Regions from separate parts of the Homo sapiens genome. Here region 2 is linked to region 1. The links are chromatin loops, found by intact Hi-C in ENCODE. Cell type or tissue: heart right ventricle. All regions are shown on one strand. Links, peaks and the distances in the headings refer to the core of each region. The heading gives the core; the rest is flanking DNA. Region 1 has its middle 620 kb from the start of ZNF385D-AS2. Region 2 has its middle 310 kb from the start of UBE2E2-DT.

Evidence for each region. A loop is a pair of places that touch in the nucleus more often than their neighbours do. Peaks named below come from ENCODE experiments on the same cell type or tissue, not always from the same donor. Only the 100,000 strongest peaks of a DNase experiment are listed, where the experiment ranks them.
Region 2: a loop joins it to region 1, with 2.6 times the contacts of the local background. A loop is called at or near these places in 28 of 110 quality-filtered maps.

Annotation. Positions count from the first base shown.
Region 1 is chr3:22,571,253-22,579,599 of GRCh38, reverse strand. No RefSeq gene overlaps it. Among named protein-coding and RNA genes, the nearest start is that of ZNF385D-AS2, 620 kb to the right of the region's middle. In heart right ventricle, for the core only: no CTCF peak of the experiment used is centred there; no DNase peak of the experiment used is centred there.
Region 2 is chr3:22,892,511-22,900,857 of GRCh38, reverse strand. No RefSeq gene overlaps it. Among named protein-coding and RNA genes, the nearest start is that of UBE2E2-DT, 310 kb to the left of the region's middle. In heart right ventricle, for the core only: no CTCF peak of the experiment used is centred there; DNase peaks (open chromatin) are centred at 3,168 and 6,668.

The DNA.
Region 1 (8,347 bases), core at 285-8,284:
TTGCTTAAATGTTTGTTTGATAGAATTTATCAGAGAAGTCATCTGGGCTTTGATTTTTCTTTGTGGGAAGATTTTAAATTACAATTTCTTTACTTTATATAGGTCTATTCAGATTTTCTATGTATTCCTAACTCAGTTTTGGTAATTTGTGTCTTTCTAGAAATTTGTCTATTTCATGTAATCTATTTGGTATAAAGTTTTTTGTAACATTGTCTTATAAATATTTTGATAGCTCTGTGTTCTATAGTGAAAAACTCTACTTTGTTCCTAATTTTGGTAATTGATGTTATTCTTTTTCTTGGTCATTTTAGGTGAACTTTTACTAATTTTCCTTTTTAAAGAAAATTTAGGAAACTAAATTTTAATTGTATCAATTTTTCATTGCTGTCTGTTTTCTATTTTATTGATTTGCGCTTTGATCTTTATTATTTTCTTTGGCTTACTTTGGCTTTGATTTTCTCTTTTTTTCTACCTTTTTAAAAGGCAAACTTGGATAATTGATTTTAGATTTTTTTCCATTAAGAGTAGTGTTTACAGCTATAAAGTTTCCTCTAAGCAGTGTTTTAACTGCATCCCATAAAATTTGATATGATTTTTATTTAATTATTGTGTTCATATTTAGTTTGATATTTAAAAATTTCTGTTATTTTTTCTTGGTCTGTTAGTAATTTATAATTATGTTTTTCAATTTCCAAATAATTGAAGATTTCTCAGTTTTATTTTTGGTGTTGACTCATGATTATATTAAATTGTAGCCAGAGAACATTCTCTGTATGGTTTAAATCCTCTCAAATACAGTGACTTGTCTCATGACCTAGACTATGGTCTACGCTAGAGAATGTTCAGTGTGTTCTTGAAAATAATATGTAATATATATCCTGCTGTTGGTGGTGGGGTGTTCTATATATGTCATTTAAGTCAAGTTGGTTGGTGGTGTTATTCAGATTTTCTGTATCCTCACTGATTTTCTGTTTATTTTTTAACAGTAGATGTTTTAATTGAGCAGTAGTTCAAGAACCATTAATTTGACTGTATTCTCCATAAGAAACCAAAATCCTTATGATGATTTGAGATATAAACTAAAAGGAAAGAAAATAAGACTTTAATATTTGTTAAAAGTTAGCCATTGTGAACAGAAAGCTATAAATAGACAAAAATAGCCTTTAAATGGATAATTTTAAGTTGGATTTTGTTAGTAGGGACAAAAAACTTACACGAGTATACACATTTGTAATTATACCCCAATCAAGATGCAAGAACTTTACTCTTGAATGTGGTAGATAGTTAAGATAATAAAATCACAAACATATAAAAATTTATGTAGTATGATTGAAACACTGCTGACAGTACAATTACTATTGCAAAGGGGAATAAATACAGTATTTCTACTCCTCCCACTAACGGATAAGAAAGTTCATTTGTCCAGCTCCTTGAATGCAGACTGGTCTTAAGTCTTACCTTGTCCAATAGAAGTGATTATAGTGATGTTGTTCTGAGAATTCTTGCAAGTGTACCTTCACACTCTTGAAATCCTGCAAGCATCATGTTCGGAAGAAGCATGGAGAAGCCTACTTAAGGATAAGAGGCCATGGAGAAGAAAAGGGAGGCAACCCAACTCTGAGACCAACTCCCAGATGTATAAATGTGGCCATCTTGGACATTCTAGCCTAACCAAACTTCTAGCTCAGAGGTCAGCAAACTTTTTATATAAGGGCCAGGTAGTAAATATTTTAGGTTCAGTGGCCATATCACAGTGTGAATTAAGTGTCCCTTCTAAGTGTTCCTATAGACTTTCCTCATATCAGTTCCTATTGTGTAATATAGGTGCCCAGTAACTTCCTGAATTTCCCAGTAGACTACAGGGTCCATGGGGTCAGGGATCACATTTCTTTGGCTTATAATTGTACTCCAGTGTCTAGTATACTTTCTGGAATGTAGTAGGCATATGATAAATGTTTGTGAATGAGTGACTGAATGAATTTTTATTCTTTAACAAGTTAAGGATGAAGCAGGGTCAAAATTTATTCACATTTTCCTGTCTCATGAGATACTTAAGCAGATATTAAAAAATTAGTTAACTTGGTCTTGCATTAAGTTATAAGGTTACAAACCAAAGGCATTTTCTGCCTTCAAAAATTTTACCACATAGAAGAAATAGATATTACTGCTATCGCTACTGGCAATAACAGTAACAACCACCACCACCACTACCACAACCACCACAGTAACAATAATTGTTGAAGCTAATATTTTATTGAACAGACTCTGAATTTGAATTGGTATATGTAAGAAATGGCTTCTTGTTCCTCCAAGTAAGGTCCTTAAACATATTTGGTTGGATCATACTTTCGGGTCCACGGGTAGTTTTTTGGGTAGATTCCATAGGTGTTAAAAATCCCAAGCCAGTTTACCTAAAATCTTTCATTTTCAACCTGATTACAAGCATTTCTTTTCTCCAGAAGTCACTTTATCCCTTGACTTTGGGACCTTAAGTATGAAAGGAAGACATGGATTTTTTCTTCACTCTTCCTTCAACTTGTTAGTACCATTCTGCTACTGGCTGTTCCACACACGGACCATGGAGGTTGGGGAGTAAGTGGAGAAGAATTATAATCTTACAAAAATATTGTTCAATGGCCTCAATACACATGTAAACCCAGGCCTTCTTGGGTATACATCTGTGGGTCATTAGAAGCCCTTTATGAAGCTGTGTATACTGTACACTTCCTGACTTGGGTGATGCCCTGTTGAGCTGGTCTTCCATGCCTGCCTTCTTCCCCACCATTTCTCCTCAGGCCTATCTTGGTTATCTGTCACATACTTCTAGAGACTCTTCACTCTATCAGAGAGCCTGTTAGAGAGAATTCAAGATGGCTCAAATTCAGCCACCTTAAGTGATATATATATTTGCCAACAAATGTTGAAAGTGCAGCTCCCATTAGTGTCTTTTCTTTTTATGCTACTATTCCTGGCTACTCAGTTTTTGGCCTTTAGAATTCTGAAGACCATGAGAAAGTAAGTGTTTCATTATTCATGTTTGCCTACAAGCTTGAAGGAACACACATCATTATTTTTCCCAAGAACTTTGTCATAAGGCTTCATGCAAATTGCATGGCAGCAATGGAAATCATTATTCAACAATTCAGAACATGTCTGGCTGGAGAAAGAGAGATAGATGCCAGTGTCCCCTTTTGTAGGCATCCCAATCTCTACATGTAGCTATCTTTGCGTCTTCTCATCACTTTATTTTTGGAAGGAACAAGAAGTAGAATGTTCAAGATTCATTCATCAATTAGGTGAGAAAAAGCTGAGAGAGAGAGAGAGAGAAGAATCTAGGAGGACTTCAGGTTTTTATGTTGATGCTACTTGGTGATATTATTCACTAAAAAAGTAACATGCAAATAACAGTCTGTATTTGGTAAAGATAATTAATTTAATTTTGACCTAAGTGACAGTGGCAGGAGGGATTCAAATTTTTCCTCTCTAGGGATAAATGTATCACGTTTCAAAAGTGCATCAAAGAACAAGCAGAAATTTGACTGATGGCCAACAGTTCACATGTGCTTAATTTGGGTGGGAAACTGGAAGAGAAAGCCTTTACTTAATATGGTGAGGTAAGAAGGGACCAGATACTTAAACCTTGCCTATTGATACGGGTGAAATTAAACCATTTTGAAAATGACCTTCAACTTGTGCTAACCAGCTTGTTAGTTTTTAGTTCATTCTGACGAATTTCTGATGAATTGGAACATGCCTCATAAAGACAATGACATATATTCCCTCAAACTTTCTTTAGAAATCCTACCGCAAGATTGGCCAGATAGGACACAGTTCCCCAAAGAGAGCCACCTCTTGACATTCTTTGATTGTCCCTGTTTTTTTTTTTCTTTTTTTTGAGTTGAAGTTTTGCTCTTGTTGCGCAGGCTGGAGTGCAACAGTGCGATATCTCGGCTCACTGCAACCTCCACCTCCTGGGTTCAAGCAATTCTCCTGCTTCAGCCTCCCGAATAGCTGGGATTACAGGTGCCTGCTACCCCGCCCAGCTAATTTTTTGTATTTTTAGTAGAGACGGGTTTCATCATGTTGGCCAGGCTGATCTCAAACTCCTGACCTCAGGTGATCCCCCCACCTCGGCCTCCCAAAGTGCTGGGATTACAGGCATAAGCCACTGCGCCCGGCCTGTCCCTGGAATTTTAACTTATTCATCAATGAATTCAGCATGGATAAGAGTTTAATTACTGTTCTATTTTTAAAAATCTAAATATCTCAAAGTATAATTACTTAATGCTATAAAAGAGTAGCATGGCAATAGCAAAAGATCTATTGAATATTTAAGATGCATTTAAACTTGATCAGCATGTACATCCTCTGAAAAGAATGCATTAATATAGATAAGTCTTATTTTCCATAATTTATGATCACACTTCCTTGAAACAATATCCAAGAACCAAGTAAACTTTTAAGAGCAATTTGAGAAATAGCCATCATAGCTATCATTTAAGGAGTGCCTACTGTTTGTCAGCAGCTTTACCTCCTCAAATCTTGAGTGCAACTATGCAAAGTAGGGATTACAATTATCATTTTATTAACCTGAAAGCAAAGTCTTAGAGATCCTAAATATTCCTAACTTCACATGGTCAGTCATTGGTAGAACTAGAATTTGAACTCTGATATGTTGGAGCCCCACATTTATGTTTTTTCTACTTACCTTTCCAATCAATAATTGAGTATACAGATTAAAGTTTGGTCAAAGATTAAAAAGATTAAAAAAATCATTCTTACAGTTGCTATTTGGTTTTTCTTCTTGGGAAGAAATTAGTAGATATGCTTATGTTGATGGTGGTTCTTCTCATTAACTCACTGCGTGTGCTGTTTGTAGTTGCTGTTGTTGAAGTTCATGGTGCCTCATGAATGGCCACTAATTTAAAATGGCCTTAAAATCAACTAGAACAGTGAAAAATATTGACATAGTCAGGTAGAATGGAATTCTTAAATGAGAGATTCCGATTAAATTTTGTACCAGGTGTCAATATTTCTAAAATTCCAGTCAACATAAATTTATTGGGCGATTGATAAACTATGAGTATACAAATGTTATATGAAGAGAAAAAAGCTAACTTGTCAAAAAAACACATGAAGAGTGCTACAGCATCAGTGTGTGTACACCTTGCTATGGGAACAGAGAAGAGAAAGAATCACCCATCTGGACCTGACACGTAGTTAGAAGGCAAACCTGATGTAAGTCTTGAAGGTTACCTAAAGAGAAGGTATGACAGGCATTACTAATATAAAAATAATGGCCAAAGAATGAAGGTCTGAGAAAGAAGCTTCATGTATTGATACATCAGTTTTTTTTCATTATTTAAGATGGCAAAAAAGGATGGTATCATGAAATTTTACAGTTGAAAGAGACACTAGAATTCATTTAGTGCAATTTCCCCATGTAATTCAAGAGTTATTACTGTAAAAGCCCTAGCATATTATGCCAAGCAACGTTCTCCCTGTTTATTTTTCTATGTAACTAATGTTACTGATAGTCTAAAAAAGAGACCCAAATATGAAAAGAGAAACTCCAGTCTCAGAATATACTGCTCAAGGACTGTGCCTATTTTTCTGGATTCCCCATGGTACACAGAACTTTCCATGGGGAAAATTAGATATTCAATACATAGGATCTGCCTTCCAGACTGGCACCCTGGAAGCAGTTTAACATGAAAAGGATCATTTCAGTGACTATGTGGAAATTGAGCCTCGCTCATTTTTGTGACAACTACTGGAGCTGAAGAGCATGCTAACTAAATTGTACAAGTAGGAGAAGGCAGTCAGGACTCTTTGCAGCTTTGTGCAATATGAGAGAGAGCCACAGGCTTTTTGTAAGTGCGGGTGTGTAATAATTGGCTTTTAGTGGAAATTACTTATGGAACTTTTTAAATATCACAGTAAAGAATAATGTTAAGTGGGTAAGTACTGAAGGTACAAGACATAACCAGCCAATTATGTAAAGAATCTCATTTTATATGCACTGGAAATGCTGGCAAGTAGCTTAGAAGTATAGAAATTTTAGAGCTAAATGGTCTTTATAGAGCACTTCAACCCCTTTTTCATTATTGGTGAGAAAACTATAGATCAGAATATTTTCTTCTTCTCTAAAGTCCCAAGTGTGAATTCACTTCATTAATTTTACTAGTCAGCAGGCAATCTTTCCAACTTGATCAAGCAGATAGGCCTAGCCCATAACACAGAATTATTTCCAAACTAGTGCTTCCATGAATGCAGAAAAGCCCATTGTTCTTTGTTAAAACAATAGAGGAGAATAAACTTTGAAGGGCTCATGTTATCTGTTTATTGAATATTTGCCTATAAAAGCATATATGTTCTACCTAATCGATTTAATAGGTTCAGCTCATCCTATATGTTTCTAATCAGAGAACTTAGGCATTTTGAGGATGATACTAACATTTTTAAAGAGTGATTAAGAAAAAAATTACACAGCTGTTACTAATGACTGCATTAACATGTCTTTAATACAAAAGTATTAAATACAAAAGTATTTAATACAAAACTATTTTCACTTTTGTTCCTTCATGAATCCGTGTCTCAGACTCAACAAGTAGAATGGAAACCTGAATAAGATCAGTGAATTATATGAATGTTAATATCCTTATTGTCATAATAGTCTATAATTCTGCAAAATATTACCATCTGAGGAAACTGGGCAAAGTGTGCAAAGGATCTCTGTATTATTCCTTACAACTGCATGTGAATCTATAATTGTTTCTCTCTATATAAATTAATAAAAATATAGATTTTGTTTCATATAAAAAAACAAGGTATTACCACATATGTTTGACTATATTATTATTGTGAAATTTACTTTTTTCCTAGTGAATAGATTAAAGAAAAGTTTTAAACTAACTATATTTATTCATTCGGTAAATATTTACGGCATGCCCACAATATGTCGATTCCTGTCTGATGCACATGAGGTCCAAAAGTAAACAAAATATACAAATATCTCACTCTCATGGAAATAAAAACTTTAAATAATGTAGATAAATTTATTATATTGGTATAATATTTAATTTACTTAGTCACATGTGCATATTTAATATTATATACATTAATGACATCAATTTTGAACATCCTTTTTTTTTTTTTGAGATGGAGTCTCACTCTGTCACTCAGGCTAGAGTGCAGTGGTGCAATTTCAGCTCACTGCAACCTCCACCTCCCAGGTTCAAGTGATTCTCCTGCGTCAGCTTCCTGAGTAGCTGGGACTACAGGTGTGCGCCACCATGCACAGCTAATTTTTGTATTTTTAGGAGAGATGGCTTTTGCCATGTTGGCCAGGCTGGTCTCGAACCCCTGACCTCAGGTGATCCACCCACCTTGGCCTTCCAAAGTGCTGGGATTACTGGCATAAGCCATCGTGCCCAGCCCATCCCTTTTTTTCAATCTCACATTAAAAAAAAAAATTCATACTTTTTACAGGCAGTTTTGATAACAATTTAACAAATCAGTTTTAAAGCCATTTTTTTGATTCATCTACAAGTTTTACAGACTAAGAATACTGTTTTTAAGTTGAGATAATGATGGTATGCTACAATAATCCATATGCATAACAGTAGCATTATTGTTTTTTCATTGTTTCTGTGGGTGGATATTCATGGCTTCCTTAAAGTAACTGCTTATTATAATGACTTTTGAAATGACTGCTCAAAGGCTTCTTTACAATGACATCCAGTGATGGTGATATCACATCTCTAGTTATGATTACTAAATGTGCAAAATTTCTTGGTTCTTTTTTTTTGGTAACTGATTCTGCAAGGTAACCTCTAATAACTGCCATAAATTGATGTTATTTTATGGTAATGTATCTTCCCAGTTTTGTTCTTTATAATAAAGCAATTGAGAAAGCTTCTCCAACTATTACTACAACTTCATAAAGACTTAAATAAAGACAGTTTCTTCGCTAAGTCACAGAGAAGGTATAATCATAAGTATGGGTATTTCTACCATATGTTTAGGCATATGGTAGAAATAATGCAAACATATGGTGGAAATAATCATACTTATGATTGTACCTCCTCTGTGACTTTTCTATTTCTCCCACACTCCTCCTTTGGGACCCTTTTTACAAAAGAAAGTGAAAAACATAATGCCCTTTGGTTTCTGTGTCTTTATAATAGTTCCATATTTTCACAGAGAAGTCTAGGGCTGTCTTCATAATGCATGATAGATAACCTCTCTGGAGGCCAGTCATTTACATTTAGAGAGTTGGAAGAGTTTTACCTGACGAGGCTTCTTTGTGCATTTGGCAGAGGAATGGCCAGAGTAAACCACAGCC
Region 2 (8,347 bases), core at 162-8,161, 320 kb before region 1:
ATGTTTTGCCTGCATAGTCTTTGGATCACCTGTTCAAAGAGAATAGAAAGATAAGTTAGCATTTCCTCTGGAACGATCGGCAATGTTTATTTTTCATTGTTCTTTATTTTAAAGTTTCTTTCAATTTTCAACTTGTTATTGGTAGTGATATGTACATTTTTGGGGTTGTCAGACTTGGCAAAATTTCTTTCATATTGGAAGTAAAATTTAAAATAATTTTTTAACAGATCACCTCCTGATTCCTTCCATGTCAATACTCGTCTTCCCTTCAGTACCTATGTACATCTGGTGCTGGATATCATAGGCCCTGTCATATTGTGATGCAATGGTTGGCCCTGCAGTTTGATGTTATGACACTGGCTGAGTCAGCATAGGGGCCACTAGAATTCTCCGAAGCCATTCTCCCACTGGAACACTAACTGTGCTATCTCTATATTGACTGTGAATCACATGAATAGATCCCACTTAATCCAAACCAAATACATCCCCAATTCAACTCTTCTTTGGATTCCAGAATTGCCTAGAGCCACTGCCATACCACCTACATTAGGAGAAATATAATGGGGGAAGGTCAGAGTAGGAATATAGCATTAAAATATTTTATTTCAAAAATTTTAAAAACACCTGATTAGCTGAGCACATTGTGAGTACCCAGATGAGGGAAGGGAAGGGAATTTTCTTGTTGGTGTGGTTGATAGCATCAGGAGCAAATTTTGAAGCATAAACTGATGTACCCTACTGTGGGGGCTTGAGGGTGTTGGGTGCATGGGAGAGAGGAGTGGTGCTGAAGTTTCTTGGCAGGTGAAGAACTCCCAGCCAGAGTATTTAATGCAAGGGACAGTTTTATCTCTACTTGGACTACTTCTTTCATTGGAAATTAAGTTAATAGTGGTGGTGGTGGTGGAGGTTTGAGAGGTGATAGAAATGGGTAGTCATGGCTGTAACTGCAGTCAAACTGCACCTAGTCCAGTAGTCCTATGTTGTTGTTTGTTTGTTTTGTTTTGTTTTGTTTGAGACAGGGTCTCACTCTGTTGCCTGGATTGGAGTGCAGCATTGCGATCACAGCTCAATGCAGCCTCGACCTCCCAGGCTCAAATGATCCTCCCACCTCAGCCTCCTGAATAGCTGGGACTATAGGCACATTCCACCATGCTTGGCTAATTTTTGAAATTTTCTGTAGAGATGGAGTCTTGCTATCTTGCCCAGACTGGTCTCGAATTCCAGGACTCAAGCAATCTTCCCACATCAGCCATGCAAAGTGTTGGAATTACAGGCATGAGCCACTGCGCCTGGCCAGTCCTGTGTCTTTTAATTCAACCAAATTTTAAGCAGGGCCTAGAGGGTAGATATCTCATCTCATATAATTTTATATTGGACATAGTTTCTTGCAGATATAGTAAGCACTGAATAGTTATCTGTGGCTTTTACATTGGACTATATTTTTGAGATTTTATAAAGAGAATAAACATAGATAACTAATAAATCCACAAACATCCTCAAAAGTTTAACACATCAATTGCCTAATATCTTAATTCACCAGTGAGAAGCATTTATCACTTATTATTTAATATTTATTTGATATAATTCATTTTAATATGCAGCAATATGATATAAAATATTGAAGCAACTTCTTTTTCCCTTCCCAATATGTATAACATCTGATGAAAATCACAGGTTTTCTTATGGTTAAAAGCAACCTTGATTTACATATACTAATTTTGGGGGTTTATAACCAGCATGCAGAACAGCAGCACCCTTGGAAAAACTAATACCACCCAGGATAAAAGTAATCTGTGTATTAAAGAAACATCCAACATATATTTTTATCATGATATGATTTGATCTAGGAATATTCACCAGTCATTGCCACATGCTTTTCTGGTAGTTACTCAAGAATTCCCATGGACATTGAATATTTTGGTATAGATTTATGAAAAGAGCTCAAAGTAGTGACATAAAAAAGGCATCATATAAGTCTTGGCCTTAAAAGTCAATCATGAAGTGTTTCTTTGACTATTACATGTCCAGTGTTGGGTAGAGGCTAAGAAAAGAGAGGTGTGTTCATGCTCTGAAGGAGTTTGTAGTCCAGCTTAGTGCTTCTTAAGTGGTGGTGAAATCAAGTTAGTGCGCTACTACCAGGTTAAAAATAGCAGAATAGAAAATATCAGAGTGCATTTAAGGTAACAGTCTGCAACATTTTATCTATCTATCTATCTATCTATCTATCTATCTATCTATCTATCTATCATCTATTTATCTATCTAGTATTGTGTGTGTGTGAGCATTTATACATATATATGTATATATATTTTGTGACTATGTAAAATATTTTTCTTGCTGAGCTTGCTGTCAAAGAGTTTCAAAACCATTGACTGCTAGGTGGAAAAACAACACAAATACACCAGGAACAGTTAGTCACTCAGAGTCCTGTCTTAGTTTGCTAGGGCTGCTGTAACAAAGTACCATAAACTGACTGGCCCAAACAATAGAAATTTATTGTCTCATGGTTCCAGAGGCCTGAAGTTCAAGATCCAGGTGTGGGCAGGGTTGACTCCTCCTGAGGGCTGTGAGGGAGAGTCTGTTCCATGCCTCTTGCCTAGCCTGTCTCTGGTGGTTTGGTGGCAATCTGTAGTGTCCCTTGGCTCGATCTCTGCCATCATCTTCACACAACATTCTCTCTGTGTATGTCTATCTCTGTATCCAAATTCCTCCTTTTTGTGTATGTCTGTCTCTGTATCCAAATTTCCCCTTTTTGTGTATGTCTGTCTCTGTATCCAAATTCCCCCTTTTAATCAATCATATTGATTTAGGGCCTACCTTAATTACCTCATTCTGATTTGATTACCTCTATGAAGATCCTATTTTCAAATAAGGTCACATTTTTGAGGCATCGGATGTCAGGGTTTCAACATCTCTTTATTAAGGGGACACAACTTAACTCATAACAATCATAATGGCGACCATATAAAAATATGGGCGCACTAGTCTTTGTACTAAGTGCCTTACCAGTCTTTATAACCACTCTGAGAAGTAAATTTATTATGTTAATTTTACAGAATAATAAAAGTTCTGAGAGGTTCACTGTTACAATTTGGGTCTGTTTTACTTCAAAGCCTGTGTTCTTCCCACTCTGCTTGTTTATTCCTGGGAGGCGAGAGCTGGCAGGGATCTCAGAGGCCATCTGGTACAATCCCCTCTTTTCATATGTAGTGGGCCAAAGTATAAAAATAATACTGTTTGTAAAAATCTCGTGTGTTTTCTACATTTCAGTGAAGCCACGAAGTTAATCAGGGAAGCAATAGTAGTGTGTGTGTGTGTGTGTGTGTGTGTGTGTGTGTGTGTGTGAGACAGTGTGAATCCAGGCTATCCTTTTATAAGCTTCAGATAACTGACAATTTAGTCTAATGAGCTAAGATGTATTTTTTTTCCAAAGGTAAATATGAAATATATATTTATTGTTACACTTTTATTATTGTACAAATCTTTTCACTACCTGATAAGTAATCTCATGGTAGATTCTTTGCATGAAGTATAACTAGAATCAGAGGAATTTTGCCAGAGTATAAATGAAAAAGATTATTTGAATCATGAATACCTACTTCTCATTACCAGTAATGAAGGGAAATGAGTGAAGACTTGGGATCTGATAGCAAACCAATGTGATTGTTGGAAGGAGCTGGGTTTTAAAGTCACACTTAGCCTTGCTGTGTTTTACTAGTTTGAACTTGGGAAAAATACTTAACTTCTTTGCATTTTTTTCTTTGACTTAAAAATGTGAGATTATCACAATATAATCTACTTCAGATAGATGATGGTTAGATTAAATAAATTAGCATATATAAAAATGAGTAACATGGCACTCAGAACATGGTAGACTTTTACTTAATCTATGCATTCCCTTATCAGTTTGGTCTTGTTTTTGACTTGATTTTCCAATATTTGGTTATTACCACTCATTCATTAATTCAACAAATGTTTTCTGAGCCCCTACTTTTGGATATCCAATGGGGACAGAGACAGGCAAGGTCTCTCTCTTTTTTTTTCTTGAGATGGAGTCTCCTATGTTACCCAGGCTGGTCTTGAATTCCCAGGCTCAAGTGATCCTCCCACCTCAGCCCCCTATCTGTTCTCTTATGACGTACATTCATAAAAATGTATGTATGTTCATGACAGACAATAAATAGCTGAATAAATAAACAATAAAAACCTATCAGATAGTGATGAGGGATTTGCAACACATTAAAAAAAAGGGGACATGTGGCTGGGTGCAGTGGCTCACACCTGTAATCCCAGCACTTTGGGAGGCTGATGGGGGTGGATTGCTTGAGTCCAGGAGTTTGAGACTAGCCTGGGCAACATAGTGAAACCCTGTCAGTACAAAAAATACAAAAATTAACTGATTTGGTGGCATGCACCTGTAGTCTCAGCTACTCAGGAGGCTGAGGTGGAAGGATTGTTTGAGCCTGGGAGGTTGAGGCTGCAGTGGGTCATGATTGCACCACTGCACACCAGCCTGGGCAACAGAGTGAGACCCCAAAAAAGCGTCTCAAAAAAAGGTGGTGGGGGGAGAATGAGAAAAGTTTCTAGTATCTTTATTAGTTTGGGTGGTCAGGAAAGTCACTGTTGAGGATCTGAGTGTCAAGAAGAGCTGTGTGTGGACCAGGGGTATGAGCAATCTAGACTTGGGGAAGAGATCACACAGAGGCATGGAGGTAGAAATGATATGTTATGATTAGTGTGAAGAGCAGAGAACTGGGAGCTGAGCGACAGAAAAAAAGCCATCATGGGAGAGGCTGGAGGATCGTAGCAGAGAGTGATGTGGAGGCTTGGACTAGGGTGGTGGTGGTGAAGGTGGAAAGTAGCACACACATTCAGGATATATTTAAAGATTAAGTCAGGAAAAAGAAGAATCAAGGATAACTTCTAGTTTTTTTTTTGTTTTTTTGTTGTTGTTGTTGAGCAACCAGAAGAAAGCTGAGGTCATTTACAAACATGGGGAACTCCAAGGGAGAAGCAGATTTTTCAGTGGAAAAATCAAGCATCATTCAATATTTGAGATACTTATTTGACATCCAAGTAGAGCTTTAGATAGGAGACCCATATTTCACGGGAGAGGACCTAGATGCAGATTTGGGAATTACCGACATAGAGATGGTTTAAAAAGTCATGGTGCTGGGCTAAGTGACTAGAGAAGCGGGTCCAGGGCAACCTCTTGTTTTCTATGGCCAGGTAGCCTTTTTTGATTCTCCACTTTCCTTCCCTTGCCCTGTTGTTACATTAGGACTCATAGCTAAAAAAGGCATTAACTTGCACAGAGGGCAAGTTCTGGGTGGTCCAGATGTCACCTATTTTCCTAAAACAATCTTCATTTCCTAAAAGAATTTCCATTATGCTTTGGATATATAAGAAATATTTATTGAGATATTCAATTAGTTAATCACTTTCTAGGTGAACACAACAGAATTTTTCACAGTAGAATTATCTTTCACAACAGAATAATAAAAACGAAATTTATCCTTTCATCAAGAGTTATGGTTACTGCTCAGTTATCAATATTGATCTCACTGTAGAACAATATTTAATTGTCTGGGACATATTTACCTTTGATTTGCATATGCCACTTCAAGGGATCCCAGCAGCAATGCTATATATGCCAATTTAAGACAAATTCAAGCCATAAAATCTAACCTGCTGTTACAATTTTTGTCTTTATGATTTAGGCTCCATTTCACATGTTTTATGTCTAGTTTTATAGCAACACACTCATCACCAGCACCTCTGGGCAGAAGTACAAAGCAGCACTTACAAAAACAACAGATTGGCAAAAACCAGGCTCCACAGCTAACCCCTGTCGCCCTTTCTCAGGCACAAGCTTGAGTCAATAAATGAATCTTCTTCTGTGAACCCTAAAGGCCTACATGCTTGGACTCTTAATGAACCAAGTCAAAAGGGAAATAAATGTTTGATTCAGGGACCCTGTAAGCCTGAACTTCTTTGTGTTCAAAGTTAGGATCCCTTAGAAACTTGTCCAATCTTAATCAATGTAAGTTGTATAAAAGGGAAATAAGACTTAACTTGCTATATAGTAGTAATAAAAATAATACTAAATATAAGAATAACAGAGAATAAAATAGCACTTATCATGTATCAATGCTGTTCTGTTCTAAACACTTTACATATATTAATTCATTTAATCCCCATGATATTACTATGAAGTAGGTTATATTATTATCCCCACTTAATAGATGATGAAACTGAAGCACAGAGAAGTTCAGTGACTTGCAAGATTCTACAAGTTAGTTGTTGCAGGTTGGGTGCTCTGAGAAGTGGACTCTGGTTTGGACATTTGCATGTGGGAAGTATATGAGGGAGTGTTTCTAGGGTCAACACCTTGGGGGAAGAACAGGAAACAGGAATGGGCAGAGGGAGAAGTCGGGATGTGATGCAGTCTCAACAAAGGCTTCTGGCAGCTCCATGGAGAGTTCTGGGACAGGGATGGCCCTGCATTGTTTTTTTAGAATTGGGACACAAAGAATATAAAATATTATGGAAGTTATCCCTGAAGAGTCAGGCAGTTCTCTTCAGTAGAGGACGGTTCCCGGAGGGGGCTGACAGCTGACAGCAGTCTGCTGGCAACACTCCCAACAGCTGGGAGAATCAATCTTCTTTAGTTCTGAAGGGGGATCTTGGTGGCATGCCACAGAGTCTACTGTGTAAGTGGAGCTGGGATTCAAAGCTAGGATGTCTGGCTTCAGAGGAGTCGAAAGAAGACCTGAACAGCAAAGTGTTGGGAAGACAGGGGTGCAGCTGGGCTTCAGACATCTGGAACTAGGGACTTGCTGCTAGGTCCCTACCTCTGTGTCTCACTCCATGCAGATTCATCTCTCACAGTGGGAAACATGAAATATCAGAACAACCAAAGACTCTTCTCAAGCTTTATATCATCTCAAGCCCAAGGGTCCTGGAGAAGAAATCCATTAGCTCAGCTTGCCAAGGCAGCCACTCCTGGGGCCAGTTGTTGAGGTCACTTTGTATTAAGATTGCAGCTCTGGATTTGATTATGCTGATGGTGGAGAGAGGCAGTTCCTAAGAGGGGGGTGCTGAGTAGTATTCTTAGAAAGTGCTAGAAGTCTTATATACATATGAAATACATTATCCTACATCTGACCAGTTTGATATAGTCAGGATAAACATGATTAAGCATTGATCCCTAAGTTTAGCACCAGCTGAATTCCAGCCATCCCAGCTTCTCCATTTCTGTGTGATTTTTGACATCATCTTTGTGGATACTTGTGTATTTGGGAGATATCCCTGATGTGTTTCAAACTAAAGTCCTTTAGGTCCCATTTAGTGTTTTGGTTTTCTTGGCTGCTGAGGTAACTTATCCCAGTGAAATCTGAGCATGTATCTCACTGACGCTTTTAAGTATTTTGAAAACATTTTCTATTTCCCACTCTCTTCTGCTTCTTGTCCCATAAACTCTGTGCCAGGGGCTAAGGCAGGGCTGATGGAAAAGCCTGACCTTTAACATAAACTAGAAAGTTAATTGTCTTGAGCTGCTTTTATAGTTTTTAGTTTGTTTATGTTTTATTTTCATCTCTAGTTCAGCTCCCTGCCCAATGACACAGTGCATTTCAGCCTTACGGAGTCCCCACCCATCCACCCTTCTGACCAGCCTCCCTCACAGTAAGGCATAGCTTTTCTGCAGACATCTGAGTAATAATCTGGTTCATCAGAAAGCTTTCCCTTTCACTGTTTAGTGTTATCTTGATTTTTACAATAAAAGAAACTGAGTTTTAAAAGAAGTATGCAAATTACCCCTATCATGCAACTAGTAAGCCATAGAGCAAAGATTTAATCCTAAATATGTGTGCGTCCAAAGACTTACTTTTTACTATAAAAGTAAAATATTCTCAAAAGTTTTGAAAAATACTTACAGTGTTTCTCAACATCTACATTCTTTAAATATCAGCACACTTAAACAAGATTGAGAAAATCACCTATTTGTTCTGTCAACGGAAGCAAAGATAGTTACCTTTTTGATTTATGTTTTCTATCTCTGTGCCTGACATGGATTTTCATTTGTTTCATGGAGTTACATCCTGGTGTTTCCCGTTTTTCCAGGTGAGGGAGGAATTAGGTGAGAATTGTTATCCTGCACAGAGCTGTCTGGACAGACTGGCATCCTGATGCTTTGTGGAACCCCTGAAAATCTTCTCATGTCCGAATTTGAATTCTGGAATTCTTGTGAGGGTTTTCTTAAGACAACTGCAGAAACCTGACACCCTGGAAGACATTCTCTAGGAGTTTATAGCAAATGTGTATCTCAAAGATTCTTAAAGGTTTT